2 separate regions of the Homo sapiens genome follow, and region 1 is linked to region 2. Evidence: chromatin loops called from intact Hi-C (ENCODE). Cell type or tissue: OCI-LY7. All regions are shown on one strand.

Region 1 (2,500 bases), 640 kb after region 2:
GCAGGCTGTGATTAGCAGCTCCTGAAAGGATCCCTTTCAAGGCTCTGGAGCCCTGCTTGGCAGCCTGCACTCTGTTTGCCTTAATTGGAGCAAATGATTTGTGCTTTCTCGCCTCAGAGATTGATCCTTGCTGAGGACCACAGTTACAGAAGTCAGGTGAAAGAGAAGGATGTCCTAGCTTGCTCTGAACATAGACAGAAAATGCTTCAGTTTCCTTTCAGGGTGAAATATTGATGCTCAGCGATGACTTCAAATGCAATTTTAAAACATCTTTCAAATTCAGAGATTTGTGTGTCAGTTCTGCTCGCTGTAGACACCATCAAACACAATTTGCCCTAGGAATCCAAAAACAGAGCTTACTGAGGAATATCGGAATGTGAGGGGCCTGCAGGCAGAGGCTGATCCCCACAGGATCAGCAACAACGGCTGACACTTCCAGAGCCTCCTAATAGCCAGGAGCAGTTCCCAGCCCATCCCATGCATGGCCTGTGCCTCCCTCACATCCCTGGTGGAAGATTCTAGTATTGTCCTGTTGTACACTTGGAGAAATGGAAAGATAAAGAAACCTGTTCAAAATCTGTTTCAGTAAATTACAAAGCATGGTTCCCAACACATATTAGATGGTTAAAAGTATTAATTAATTAATTGATTAATTACTATTAATAGTATTAATAGTATGTATTTGAAAATGAACAGAAGAACACATCAATCAATGACTCAGTGAAATCGATGAATCAATCAAACAATAGGTAGTGCATCACTTGAAATCTCCATGGGGAGAACAGGAATGAATGTGTGCAGTGTCAGTGCAGGAGACAGAGCTTCTCATCAAGGCACCAACTCACCAGGATGTTCCCTTGTGGGTCACCAGAATAGCACTGCACCTTAGGGGATCCAGGTCAGGAAGTCATAAGTGTGGGTGAGTGATGGACACTGAACTAGTTAAAACTGATGTCTGAGTATGGAAATAGATGTATATGACAGAACAGAGCTGACTGTGAAGGTCCGTCTGGGGCCCTACACTCCATCTGGGGTGAGCTCATGCTTGTGTTAAGGCTGCAATGCTCATTGGCTGTCCATCTGAAACATTAGCCACCTGGAATGCAGGCTGACACAGAGGCTTCATTATGGAATGGGCAGAGATGTGCCTAAGGAATTTGGGGTAAGGGAGAGAGCAAAATTGCATTGAATTCCTTCTATGTGCTTGGTACTAACATCAAGCAAGTACACAGAAAGGCAGTCCTCATTTTGCTCAATTCTGACATGCAGAGATTCCATTTACTATGGCTGATATAATACCTGTCCCTCCAACAAAATGACTTTGACTTCACTGTTAGCTCTTCAGTTCACACATCCCTACATAAATACTAGATGTGCATCATGATCAGTGACCAATCACTTCACTTCTTGCAAAGTCTGCCAGTGGTTTGGCCCTGAACACCTGTTATTCAGGTCACACTTGTCAGGAGCTAGTCTAGCTGGAGACATAGCTGAGTAGCCAGGTGCCAGAGTAGCTGATACAAGGCAACAAGCCAAAACAGAATTCATAATCAAGGCTTTAATCACTTACTGCAATGGTATAAGCAAAAGGCTGAACCAGAAAAAGTGCTGACTCCCCTTTGTTCTGTTTTCTCCCGTGGAACGGTGTTCCAGTCGAGGGTCAGCATAGACATTTTGGGGCATCATTTTCACAGCTGAAGGATCTCCAAACAAATGGCTCCTGTAATTTTACTGACCCAGGGGCTAGGAGGAAAGATGAGGGAGGATTTGGAGTGGAAAAATACTGGGTAGTGAGTTAGAATGGGGAAAAGTGCCTTCAGGGTTTCCGCCTCCTCCCCATCTCTATAAGGAGACCTCAGCAGAGGCCCCTGAAGAGGACCTTAGATAAAAAGACATAGGAATGAAATCATCTGGGCTGGCAGTGCAAAAATGCATAAGAAAATGGCTGCCCAGGTGGTGTGAGACCCTGACTGAAACTCCCTACAGTGTCTGCAAAGCACTGGCTGTGCAGATGTAGGGAGGAAAACGCTCCCCTGAGGTCTGCCAGGTAAAGCCTTTGTAATTGCCTATGGTTTGGCCTGAAAATTTACACATGGGTTTTTTGTTGTTGTCGTTGTTCTGGAGACAAACTCTGCAATGCACAGACAGGAGAGCATGTAGTTATATTGTCTCTTGTCCCCCATGATAAACTGGCATGATATTTTACCATTGAGCTTGGTACTATTTTTTATTTTCCTATATGCAACATTGGTAATCAAAAGAGGGAATTGGCCAACAAAGATAAAAGTGCAGCAAGGAAATGGAAAGTGATAATGCTGGAAGTGAAATTGAATAAAATGTAAATCAGGTTGTAGAAGAAATAGCTGACAGAGGGAACGTGAACACTCAGCCTTCGAGAGACTCCAGATGTGCAGTCGGGGAGCTCAGGACAGAGGATAGTTGACATCAATGGCAAAAAAGGACGTCATTTCCTGGAGGAAGGAAGGCTGGCAAAAGATCT
Region 2 (2,500 bases):
GAATTGGACAGTGATTGAGATAATGATATTTGAATTTGAGTTAAGAATTACAGAACAAGACAAAGTGTACCAGATTAGACTAAATTAAGTTTTCCACTATTAGTAAAATTGGTGCTCTGGAGCTAGAATAATCTTGCTTTTATAATTTTTTAAAAGTTCCTGGATTTGTGGAATGCAGCACTAGTGAAACTTCATATTCTTTAGATATATGAATATTCACACAAACTTGATGAAGTGGACAGATAAATTATCATTATTATCATTTAGAAATGAATAATTTGAGCTTCAAAGGAACTGGGTTTGCCTTGAAAACCACAGTCTACTCATTTCAAAACCAGCGTTTGTCCTATTCCTCTGATAGACCTTCCAAATATTCACCAAGTACACTATGCTTAATCATGGCAGAGAATACATGTGTCACACTTCTTTAGGATTGGGAAAAGTTTTCATAACAATTACTATTTAATTGCATTTATAATAAACTTTGCAAATCAAATTTTCATTATATAATATCCCAGCCAGAGGCCTTACCCTCAAAAAGAATATAGGTTGATAAGGTAAAGGAGATGTGAGTGTCTTAAGTAACTAAAAGATTTGAAGAAAATTCGGAGTGGTAATAAATTTATAAGGATTTTCTCAGAGGGCACTAAACCCTTTTCAATACAACAGAACACAGAGGTACCACACCAACTCACCCAGCCCCACCCTTTCTCTCAGGAGGAAGCAGGAGGGCGTGAGTGACTGCCAAGAGCAAGACCCCGGACCAGAGCTGCAGGACTGAGGCAGGGGCAAGGTGTCCTGGGCAAAGCAGGACACTGTTATGGAAAAATACAAACCCGACTAAGGTTTTACCTCTAGTGAAATGTTTAACGCAGCTTCTAATGACTTTATGTAGACTATCACGTTGACAATACCCCTTTATTTTTTGGTTCATGATAATTTTGAAAAATAGTAAGAGTAACAGAATTTTTTTTAAGTTTTTGCCTAAAATTGATGAGATTGAAACATTAAAAAATAAATCTTCCAAAACACATTCACGTGAAAAATCACATTTGCTTTAGTATATAATTTCCTCTGTTTATATGGTAAGAAAAAAGGCACTGGAAACTCTAAAAAGTGTGTATAGCATTAGCTTATTATACCTCACAGTTACGAACATTTAGTGAATTCTCACTGTGTACAATTCATGTGGTTAGAAGTCTGCATATTTGCAAAAAATTAAGATAACACGTGTTTTGTTCTCAAAGGATTTGTAAAACAGTGGAGGTGATAGATAATTCAGCAAGGATATCAAACTAAACACAGAGGTAGAAGAAAGATAAAGTGTTTAACACTGAATATGATAATGTAGGCCTGCTTTATTGAAGCAGTATCATTTAGGTCATTTTGGTATGTGTGTCAGTTATCCATGTTTTGCCTTTCAGCTCTAAATCCTTTGCCCTGCTTTGGGACACTTGGAGCTGGACCCTGTGAACAATTCTCCTTTAACAGCTGGCACAATGCTAAACATTGTCAGTAGAGGGTGCTGGAGAGACACTGTCCCAGGAAGATGCTATCTTCCGGGTTTTGGTGTGCTTCCCCCATCCTGCTCCTGTGGTGCCTGACTGACAGCTCCTTGCATTGCACCCAGTGGCAACTGTCCTCACCCAGGTAGAGGCTTCACAGCAAGTTTCACTTTTCAGTGCAAAACAGTAGATGGCTTCCCAGAGTCTTGCTGGTCACTGAATGACTGGTTTTCTGCTTGCCATTTTGGCCTGGGCCACTTCTGTGAAACCCTCTACCATCCAGCTGGTCATAGCCACACTCTCTTCAACCTGACCTGCATGACACCCTGAGAGGGTGGGAACTCTTATCCAGGTTTGTTCCTTCTTTGGGGTTCACTCCAAATTCCTGCCAACTCATTTCTATTTGTGTGAGGAATTCTGATTTATGTCTATTTGCAGCCATCATTACTTTTCTGATATCTATCCTATTCATTTTATTCTGAAAATCCCAAACAATCCCAGGATGTTTTATAGCTAAGAAGCAACCAGCTCAACATCGCTGTTGAGACAGAGGGGTGCCAATTCAAGCCATCCCTCCCAGGATCAGATGGCTTGTCCTAATGACCCATTGACACTATTGGGGTGTTGACTACACATTTTCTCCTGTGTATATCTATTTATTTCTAACTGCACTATTGTATGTAGTACTATAAACTGTGCAAAGATGATGTTTTCAGGGAAACAGGAACACGGAAGAGGATGCAGCAGGAACATTGGAGCCAGTTAACCTGCATTTGAACCCTGGGCCTGAGCTTTGCTGATTATGTTTTTGATCAACTTAATTTTTCTGAAGATTAGTTTTATGAAATATGTAACCACACTCCCTTACTTGCCTTATCTCTGTCTTTCCAAGCTCCTCTAAATGACATAATTTTGTCTCTCCTTTAAAACTATAGTTTGGTATTGCCATTTTTGCCATTACTTTCAACAGCAAAAACTGTAAATACTTTTGTACC

Evidence for each region. Peaks named below come from ENCODE experiments on the same cell type or tissue, not always from the same donor. Only the 100,000 strongest peaks of a DNase experiment are listed, where the experiment ranks them.
Region 1: it touches region 2 in a loop (2.5-fold over the local background); 1 of 110 quality-filtered maps calls a loop at or near these places.

The regions. Positions count from the first base shown.
Region 1 is chr7:49,643,513-49,646,012 of GRCh38, forward strand. No RefSeq gene overlaps it. Among named protein-coding and RNA genes, the nearest start is that of VWC2, 130 kb to the right of the region's middle. In OCI-LY7, no CTCF peak of the experiment used is centred here; a DNase peak (open chromatin) is centred at 1,449.
Region 2 is chr7:49,000,192-49,002,691 of GRCh38, forward strand. No RefSeq gene overlaps it. Among named protein-coding and RNA genes, the nearest start is that of CDC14C, 77 kb to the left of the region's middle. In OCI-LY7, CTCF peaks have their summits at 1,483 (motif pointing right) and 1,683; a DNase peak (open chromatin) is centred at 1,560; H3K4me3 peaks cover 286 bases.